Regions from separate parts of the Homo sapiens genome. Here region 2 is linked to region 1. Evidence: chromatin contacts called from ENCODE Hi-C or POLR2A ChIA-PET data. All regions are on one chromosome and are shown on one strand. Each heading gives the region's core, a stretch centred on a gene start or an enhancer-like site at or near the end of the contact. The rest is flanking DNA. Distances are from core to core; before and after follow the strand shown.

Evidence for each region. Hi-C counts contacts between places; a loop is a spot of excess contacts on that map. ChIA-PET counts read pairs that join two places held with the same protein, here RNA polymerase II (POLR2A). Pooled maps may share reads with other maps.
Region 2: a map of naive thymus-derived CD4-positive, alpha-beta T cell shows a loop between it and region 1 (5-fold over the local background). The contact joins the promoter of ALG1 here to the promoter of PAM16 in region 1. A Hi-C loop is called at or near these places in 1 of 168 maps with a recorded cell type or tissue (naive thymus-derived CD4-positive, alpha-beta T cell) and 6 of 50 pooled maps. POLR2A ChIA-PET finds 5 or more read pairs at or near these places in 1 of 52 experiments (activated B cell).

Annotation. Positions count from the first base shown.
Region 1 is chr16:4,347,974-4,352,941 of GRCh38, forward strand. It overlaps PAM16 (presequence translocase associated motor 16), which reads right to left and starts at 3,348. Exons shown (of 5, transcript NM_016069.11): 1 at 3,259-3,348. The coding sequence starts at 3,261. The region is part of intron 27 of CORO7-PAM16 (CORO7-PAM16 readthrough); the gene reads right to left.
Region 2 is chr16:5,067,850-5,073,098 of GRCh38, forward strand. It overlaps ALG1 (ALG1 chitobiosyldiphosphodolichol beta-mannosyltransferase), which reads left to right and starts at 3,994. Exons shown (of 13, transcript NM_019109.5): 1 at 3,994-4,208; 2 at 5,102-5,179. The coding sequence starts at 4,001. RefSeq lists enhancers at 4,024-4,083, 4,114-4,223, 4,394-4,453.

The DNA of each region.
Region 1 (4,968 bases), core at 2,098-4,597:
AGCAATGGGGCTTACACTGACTTGTGTCTTTGAGATTCGCGTGCAATGCGCCTTTGAGGCCAAGCCCCAGGCTCTGGGTAGATAAGCAGACAGCCTGAGACTCACTCTCAAGGACACTCTGGTCACCCAGGGCCCCTGAGAATAGATACGGGCATCACAACTAGACAGGAGAAAGGTCAGGACCACAACTGTAGCACGTGCCACAACATCAGGGACCTGGCCAGTGGCTGGCGCAGTAAGTGCCCCTGGTGCATCTGAATGAATATGGCTGTTGCAGCTTTGCCCAATCTGCTGTCTCATGAACTCCATGTCCCCAGGCAGGGTTTCCAAGCGCCTCCTAACCCTTCTGCGGGAGGGTTCTGGCCATCTCCCAGTAAACACACAATTCTCCACCGCCGCCTGCAGATTTGGTCCACTCCCCAGCTTGGCATTCACAGCGCCTGGTCTGGCCTCAACTTCTCAACCTCACCTCTCTCCACGCTGCAGCCACACCCTCTGCTCCTAGAGCCGCTCTCATACTTCTGTACTCCTCAGGGCCTTTGCTGTTCTGAGTTCCTCCACCTTGAACATCCTCCCTTCTACCCTGATCCTGTCAAAACCCAACATCCCTCAGGACCTAATATCATTCCCCATCCCCCGGGTGAAACCCTTTCCAGGCTCTCCCATGTATACCTTCCGACAGCACTTTCTTTTTTTTTTGGAGATGGAGTCTTGCTCTGTCGCCCAGGCCGGAGTGCAGTAGTGCGATCTCGGCTCACTGCAGCCTCTGCCTCCCGGGTTCAAGAAATTCTTCTGCCTCAGCCTCCTGAGTAGCTGGGACTACAGGCACACGCTGCCATGCCCGGCTAATTTTTTGTATTTTTAGTACAGAGAGGGTTTCACCGTGTTGCCCAGGCTGGTCTCGAACCCCTGAGCTCAGGTAATCCACCCAAAGTGCTGGGATTACAGGCGTGAGCCACCGTACCCGGCCTAGCACTTTCTTTTTTTTTTTTTTTTTTTGAGACGGAGTCTTGCTCTGTCACCCAGGCCGGAGTGCAGTAGCGCGACCTTCGGCTCACTGCAAGCTCGGCCTCCCGGGTTCAAGCCATTCTCCTGCCTCAGCCTCCTGAGTAGCTGGGACTACAGGTGCCTGCCACCACACCCGGCTAATTTTTTGTATTTTTAGTAGAGACGGGGTTTCACCATGTTAGCCAGGATGGTCTTGATCTCCTGACCTCGTGATCCACCCGCCTGAGACCCCCAAAGTGCTGGGATTACAGGTGTGAGCCACCGTGCCCGGCCAGCACTTTCTTTTCCTGTTAATATACTGTCATGCTGGGTGCGGTGGCTCACGCCTATAATCCCAGCACTTTGGGAGTCCGAGGCAGGAGGACTGCTTGGGCCCAGAAGTTTGAGACCAGCCTGGCAACATGGCGAAACTGCATCTCTACAAAAAATACAAAAAATTAGCTGGGCATAGTGGAGCATGCCTGTTGTCCCAACTACCCGGGAGGCTGAGGCTACTGGGGAGGATGAAATGGGAGGATCACCTAAGCCCCAGGAGGTTGAGGCTGCAGTGAGCTGTGATCGTACCACTGTACTCCAGCCTAGGAGACCCATCTGGGGCAACACAGCAAGACCCCACCTCTACATAAAATTTAAAAATTAGCCAGGTGTGCTGGCACTCACCTGTAGGCCCAACTACTTGGGGGTCTAAGGTAGGAGGATGGCTTGAGCCTAGGAGTTCAAGGCTGCAGTGAGCTAGGATCGCTCCACTGCATCCTAGCCGGGGCGACAGACAGACATCCTATCTCAAAAAACAAACCAAAAAAACCCCATGAGTTTTGGGACAGAGCTGGGCTCAAAAGAGGTCTCTGACACCATGGGATGCATGACTATGGTGGAGTCAAAACTGTCTGGGGCTCAGGTTCCTTATCTGTAAAATAAGGACAATGACAGCAGGACTTCATAAACACTAAATGAGAGACTCTACATAAAGCCTTAGCTCAGGGGCTGGCACTTGTACGCCGTTAGCTGTTACATTATCCTTATTACTATGTTAGTTAAGAAGTGGCTCCCCGAACCAGCTGCAACAGAGTCACTTGGGGAACTTACGTGTGCAGAACCTCCAGGGATAGAGCTCAAGAACCTGAACTTTTTTTTTCCCCCTCTTTTTCTTTTTGAGAGAGTTTTGCCCTGTCGCCCAGACTGGAGTGCAGTGGCACAATCTTGGTTCACTGCAGCCTCTGCCTCCTGGGTTCAAGCGATACTGGCGCCTCAACTTCCCAAGCAGCTGGGATTACAGGTGTGTGCCACCATGCCTGGCTAACATATGTATATATTATGTGTGTGTGTGTGTATATATATATATAAAATACATGATATATAAAAATATATATAACATAATAATATGTAGTATACATAAATGTATACGGTATATATAATACATATATATAATTTTTTTTTTGAGACGCAGTCTCACCCTGTCGCCCAGGCTAGAGTGCACTGGCGGATCTCGGCTCATTGCAACCTCTGTCTCGCGGGTTCAAGCGTCTGTCCTGCCTCAGCCTCCCGGGTAGCTTGGACTACAGGCGCGCACCACCCCACCCGGCTAATTTTTTAAATTTTTTGGTGGAGACCGGGTTTCATCATGTTGGCCAGGCTGGTCTCGAACTCCTGACCTCGTGATCCGCCGCCTCGGCCTCCCAGAGTGCTGGGATTACAGGCGTGAGCCACCGCGCCCAGCCAAACCTGCACTTTTAAAGCTACCCTAGGTGACCTGACAGTGTGGCGCAGGTCTGTTGACTGGCTCTACGTGCCAACGATATCACACAAACGCTCCGTGCTCGGTGTCTCGGGGCCTAGTTCAAGTCCCAGGTCAGCCACTTCCCTGGAAAGGCCAGCTTTCCACTGGGGATAACAACAGGGCAGCAACATCGACTCTGCAGCGCTGTAAGGTTCCAGGGCAGGGGAGGCGCTCACCAGCCAGACTCATGCTCCACCGCTGCCCACGGCTGCTCGCTCACACGCGGGCTAGGCACAGCGCGACCACGTTTGCCCGGCCTCTTCCAGGCAGACGGTTTTCCCTGGCCCTGAGGCCGCCGGTGCCGCCGCTGCCGGCCTCGATTCCCCCGGGTGCAACGCCCCCAGACCATGCTTCCCGCCGGGCACGCAGGGGGCGCACGGCGCCCGCCGCCCAGCCCGGAGCTCGCCGCCCGGCCCCCGGCCCCCGGCCCGACTCGGCTTCCCCTCCCCGGTAGCGCCCGACTCGGGGCTCACCATGGCAGCCGCTCTGCCTCCGGGGCTCAAACTCCGACTTCCTGGCCCCGCGGCCGGGGATCAAGCGTGGTCGGCGGGTCAGAGGTCAAGGAAAGCCGCAGAGAGCGCGTGCGCGATACGGCGCTGGGCATGCGCATTGCCTCAGTCTAAGGGCGGGCCACCGGGAGCGTCTTAGCGGCTCGGGGCGGGGTCGGAGGCGGGGTTTGACTGAGCCTGCGTCGGGCTCTGGATAACTGGGGGCGGGCTTGGGAGGGCAAGGGGCGTTACCGGGAGTCTCAATTGCCCGCGTGCTTACCCCAGTGCGCTGGAGCAGCTAAGCACATCGGTCAGACGTGGGGCGATTTCTGCCCTTGATTTTGCCAAAATATTTGGGAATGCAACATTATATGAAATCAATGAACATAATATGGAGTAGGATGCTAAATTCTCAAAAATACTTTAGAAAATAGAAAACTTCAAAATAGGTTTCATCCACATTCCTCCTGCCTGAGAAGCTCGTTCCCTTCTTCAAATCTTTGCTCAAATGTCACCTCAATGAGGCCCACCTGGACCCCTTAAAACGCCGTGACTTGCCCTCCATGAATGAAAAAAGTAACAGCTTTATTGAGATATAATCCATACACTGTAGATTTCATGATTTTCAAGTGCACAGTCCAATGCCTTTTATTCACAGAGCTGTGCCACTGTCACCACTATTAGTTCCAGAACGTTTTCATCACCCATTAGTCACTCCCCAGCCCCCTCCCCCAGCCCCTGTCAACCACTCATTTTTCTCTCTATGGATTCACAGGTTCCGGACATTTCATAGAAATGGAATCATACAAGCCAGGCGTGGTGGCTCATGCCTGCAATCTCAAAACTTTGGGAGGCCGAGGTGGATCGCTTGAGGTCAGGAACTCAAGGCCAGGCTGGGCAACATGGTGAAACCCCATCTCTACAAATACAAAAATTAGCCGGGTGTGGTGGCAGGTGCCTGTAATCCCAGCTACTTGGGAGGCTGAGTGGTGGATCTCTTGAGCCCGGGAGGTACAGGCTGCAGTGAGCTGTGATCACTGCACTCCAGCCTGGGTGACAGAGTCAGGCCCTGCCTCAAAAAAAAAAAAAAAAAAAAAAAAGGTAAAAATGAAAAATGAAAAAAAAGAAGAAATTGAATCATACAATGTGCAGCCTTTTGTGACTGGCTTATCCTCCCTTCTTGTCTCTATTTTTCTTCCAAGACTCTGATCACCCTCTACCATACCACATAATTTACTTATTTATTTTATTTATCATTTTGAGACAGGGTCTCACCCTGTCGCCCAGGCTGGAGTCCAGTGGCACAATCCTGCCTCACTGCAACCTCCACCTCCCAGGTTCAGGCGATGCTCATGCTTTAGCCTCCTGAGTAGCTGGGATTACAGGCATGGACCACCATGCCCCATTAATTTTTGAATTTTTAGTAGAGACAGGGTTTCACCATGTTGGCCAGGCTGGTCTTGAACTACTGGTCTCAAATGATCCACCCGCCACAGCCTCCCAAAGTGCTGGGATTATAGGCATGTGACACTGTGCCCAACCGGTTTTTTATTTTTAAATTATTTTTCCTTTTTTTTTTTTTTTTGAGATGAAGTCTTGCTCTGTCACCCAGGCTGGAGAGCAGTGGCCCAATCTTGGCTCACTGCGATCTCCACCTCCTGGGTTCAAGTGATCCTCCCACTTCAGCCTCCGAAA
Region 2 (5,249 bases), core at 2,744-5,243, 720 kb after region 1:
AGTGTTTTTAGACGTTTTAATCCTGAAAAATCTTTAGTAAGAGGCTTATTGAGATATTATTCACATACCATAAAATTCACCTTTTAAATGTGTACAGTTTCACAGTGGTTTTTAGTATATTCACAAAGTTGTGCAGCCATCACTATCTATCTCCAGAATGTTTTTGCCACCCTGAAAAGAAATCCCATACCCATTTGCAGAAACTCCCTATTCCCTCCTCCCCAGCCCCTACCAACCATGAATCAACTTTCTGTGTCTATGGTTTGACCTACGGTGGATATTTCATATAAATGGAATCATACAATGCGTGGCTTTTTGTGTCTGGCTTCTCTCACTCAGCGTGATGTTTTCAAGGTTCATCTGTGTTGTAGCACATGTCAGTACTTTATTCTTTTTTATGGATGAATAATATCATCTCCCGGGGAAGCCCCTCCTGCTCTGATGATTTAAGAGGATGAGGACTATGGAGATGACAAACCAAAAGTAGACACCTAGGCCGGGCATGGTGGCTCATACCTGTAATCCCAGCACTTTGAGAGGCTGAGGCGGGGAGATCACTTGAGGTCAGGAGTTCAAGACCAACATGGCCAACGTGGTGAAACCCTGTCTTTACTAAAAATACAAAAATTAGCCAGGCGTGGTGGCACGCAACTCTAATCCCAGCTACTTGGGAGGCTGAGGCAAGAGAATCACTTGAACCTGGGAGGCAGAGGTTGCAGTGAGCCGAGATGGGGCCACTGCACTGCAGCCTGGGTAACAGAGTGAGACTCTGTCTCAAAATATAAAATGAAATGAAATGAAATGAAATATAAAATAAAATAAAATAAAATAAAATAAAATAAAATAAAATAAAATGAAAACAAGACACCTGGAGCAGGGCGTGGTGGCTCACACCTGTAATCCCAGCACTTTGGGAGGCTGAGGTGGGCGGATCACTTGAGGTTATGAGTTTGAGACCATCCTGGCCAACATGGTGAAACCCCGACTCCACTAAACATACAAAACTTAGCCAGGCGTGATGGTGCAGGGCTGTAATCCCAGCTACTAGGGAGGCTGAGGCAGGAGAATCACTTGAACCTGGGAGGTGGAGGTTGCAGTGAGCCGAGACGGCACCCCTGCACTCCAGCCTGGACGACAGAGTGAGACTCCATCTCAAAACAAACAAACAAACAAGCAAACAAGGAGACACCTGGGAAACCTCGGGTGGGAGGCTGTGGGAGCTGTGGACAGACCGCATTCTGTTCATCACTCATCCACTGATGAGCCTCTGGATTGTTTCCATGATTTGATTCTTGTGGACAGTACTGATGTTTGTTTACAAGTTTTTGTTCGAAAACCTGTTTTTCATTCTCCTGGGTGTATACGTGGGAATGCCATTGCTGTGTCACGTGATAATTCTATGTTGAACCTAATGAGGGACCATACGACTGTTTTCCACAGTGGCTGGGCCATTTACGTGCCCACTGGCAGAAGATGAGGGTTCCTTATGTACTGCCCCATGAAATTTTATTTTACTTGTTTATTTTTTTGAGACAGGGTCTCGCTTTGTCACTTAGGCTGGAGTGCAGTGGTATGATCATGGTTCACTGCAGCCTCGACCTCCCTGGGCTCAGGTGATCTTCCCACCTCAGTCTCCCGAGTAGCTGGGACTATAGGCACACGCCACCACCATTTTTTGGGTATTCTTTGTAGAGATGGGGTTTCACTATGGTGCCCAGGCTGGTCTTGAACTCCTGGGCTCAAGTGATCCTTCCGCCTCAGCGTCCCAAAGTGCTGGGATTACAGGCATGAGCCACTGCTTTCAGCCTTCATAAAATTTTAATACTGCAGATATACTGCATGCTTGTGTATTGTATCATTATCTGTGCTTTATACATAAAAAGGGTAAGGATGTTTTGCTCCCCAAGAGCCATTTTTGCCCCCTTGGGAGCACCACTGGGAACAGAGGTTCTAGGGGAAGCTTGTCATTGTCATTACTTCTGTTAATCCTTGATCACCCCTCAAGTGGGTGCTCAGTCAACTTGAACAAAATCTGAGGCTCCAAGGGAGATTGAGTGACTTATCCATATATCCTCTTGATTGTTGGAAAGACTGGATCTCATGTGGAATGGATGCCAAGTGAGAAAGCCGGACAGGTGGGCTGGCCCAGCTATGAAACCGCCCCCCTGCTGGGGATGGCTCCGTCCCCTCTCTCCAGGAGACACCACGGCAACTCCCTCCCCGACGGAGGTTCACCTACCAGAGGGAGGCATCTACTTTTGGTTTGTCATCACCATAGTCTTTATCCTCTTAGCTCATCAGAGCAGGACAGGCTCTCAAAGACTTGAAGTTCCCCTCCCTTAATTCACAGACGAAGAAAGCAAATTGATGGGGAGTGACTCGCCCGAGGTGGAGCAGGAAAGCCAGGAGTCCTGAGGCTGAGGTCCCAGATCCCTACCTGTCCCATTACAGAGCGTCGACAGAGTTGGGCAGGCGATGTGTCACAGGCCTCCACCCCAGCACACGCAACCTGGAGGCAGGGGCCTCGCTGGGAACTGGAGGATAAATGCCGCTGCCAGCATGTTTGTATGCCCATCCCTGCTGTCTGCAGATACTTACTCGTCCTTCCTTTCCTTCTGAAAGCTCGGGTTTCAAGGTCTGGCTTAAGGCGTGAGCTGTCCCTTCTGAATCCATAGAAAGGGAGTGATGGGGCAATTGTGAAAAGCAGATGCAAAGTGTGCCAAGCCCTGAGCTGAGCCCAGGGACACTGGGGAGCCACATCCATGTGGGCTACCCTGTCCCGTGGGTGCTGCCTGTGGTCCTCATCAGGGGAGGAGTCTTGTTTGTTTGTTGAATACGGTCTGGGTGGTGGCTCTCCAGGTTCTGCGGCAGCTCCCAAGTGGAGGCAATGGGGTAGCATCACCAGTGAGCTCTTGGTGTTTCTCTGCAAGGGACCGCTTTCAAAGAAAAAAGGTCATGATACGGTTTGGCTGTGTCCCCACCCAAATCTCATCTTGAATTCCCATGTGTTGTGTGGAAGGGACCCAGTGGGAGGTAACTGAATCATGGGGTCAGGTGTTTCCCGTGCCGTTCTCGTGATAGTGAATAAGCCTCACGAGACCTGATTGTTTTATAAAAAGGAGTTTTCCTGCAGAAGCTCTCTTTTTGCCTGCTGCCATCTATGTAAGAGGTGACTTGCTCCTCCTTGCCTTCTGCCATGATGGTGAGGCCTTCCCAGCCATGTGGACCTGTAAGTCCATGAAACCTCTTTCTTATGTAAAGTGCTCAGTCTCGGGTATGTCTTTATCAGCAGCATGAAAACGGACTAATACAGGCCATCGCAGAGACACACATTAAACTCTCACTATGGCTACTTTGGGAGGTGAAATTGGAGGGTCACTGTGGAAATTTCCTTTCTAGCCATTGATACTTAAGCAAAATCATGATGGTGTTTACTTCCTTGTTTGTCCTTCCCCCTCTCTACCTTTTAAATGTTTTATTAAGTGTGATGTACACCCTGGAAAATGGGCAGGTAATCTGCTGCTTGAGGTACCGCCCCAAATGCAGCACACCCACATTACCAGCACCAGATCCAGAAGCAGAACCCACCAGCCCCTAACTTCTAACAGCGAGGACTGGTTTTTATTTACATAGACGGAACTCTACAATTCGTACTCGTCAGCATCTGGCTCCTTTATCAATGTTAGGATGAAATTTATCCAAATTCTTGTGTCACTATATTTTGAAATTATCTTTGAATCCTGAAGAGAGTTCTTAGATCCCAATACAGTAACAGCTTTACTTTAGTCGGGGAAATACACTGGTGTGTAGGGAATCTGGTGTATGTGCGTGTGTCCTACTACTACTAATTCTTGGCCCCGAGGGGCTCCTGGGGGTTCCCCGGGCCCCTGTTAGGGAACCGCGTCCACTTCTCGCCCTCTCGGCCCACTTCGGAGGCTCGGTCTGCGGCTGCGCACAGCGCGAGGAAGCGCGGTCACGTGACTGCTGCGGGCCAGCCAAGATGGCGGCCTCATGCTTGGTCCTGCTGGCGCTGTGTCTGCTGCTGCCGCTGCTGCTGCTGGGAGGATGGAAGCGCTGGCGCCGGGGGCGGGCGGCCCGGCATGTAGTAGCGGTGGTGCTGGGCGACGTGGGCCGCAGCCCCCGTATGCAGTACCACGCGCTGTCGTTGGCCATGCACGGCTTCTCGGTGACCCTCCTGGGGTTCTGCAGTGAGTGGCCAAGGGTCTGGGAGGGACGATGCTCTCTCAGCCGTTGATCCTCGGTTCTAACCGCCCCGGGGAGTCGAGGCGGAAGTGCTCCTTTAGTCGCCGCCTTTGGGCAGCTCTCCGAGATTAGACGAGCGGTTCTGCCCCAGCCTTTCCTGGGTGGGTCTCTAGGTATAGCCGGCGTTAATCTTGCCACGTGTCAGAAGTGTGTTAAGTGAATCCATTGCGTGGTCTCACGTAATTCTCCTAGTAAGTGGAACCCAGGTGCGTGGAACTCCAGGGCTAGTGCTGGTAGCTACGTCCCTGTGCAGCTACCCTTGTCAGGCTATGTCTGAGCTGACAGGATATTTCATTCCTCATCCCTCAACGCAGAGCTCTGCAGACAGATGTTTTCATTTGTTCTTCATGTCCAGCTTTTCCCCACAGTGTGCAGGGCAGCGGTGTCTGCTCCCTCATTATTCTCCACGTTGGTATCTTGAGAGGGTAGCTCAACCCCATCTCAGGAAGAAGTGGGAACAGCACTAGTTGCCTTTAATCCCTGTTTAGAATCTGCTATCCTAGGGTGATGGGGTAGAGTGGGACTTCCTAGGGATGGCTCTGTGGTGGGAAAATTCCACTATCCAGACAATCTAGATTAGTTTAATTGAGCACCTACTGTTTGCCAGGCATCATGTTAAGTGAAGGTAGGTAAGATTCAGGCCCTATCTCTGTGTGCCTCCTAGAGCAATCTGAACAAGAATTGGCCGCATTCTCTGTTCTGGCTAGTGAGGAGCAGAGAGAGGTTTTGAAATATCTTACTTTCCAAAACACTGTCCGTGATTCAGCCTGAGTTGGGAGATTATCTGACTTTAGATTGCTGCTTCTGGTACATTAAAGGGATCATTCTCATTTTTCAGACTCCAAACCCCATGATGAGCTCTTGCAGAACAACAGAATTCAGATTGTGGGGTTGACAGAACTTCAGAGTCTTGCAGGTAGGATGCCGTCAACTCCAGAATCCTCTGAATCCATGGGCTGGGGGCAGGGGGTGTTCGTTTGAAAAGC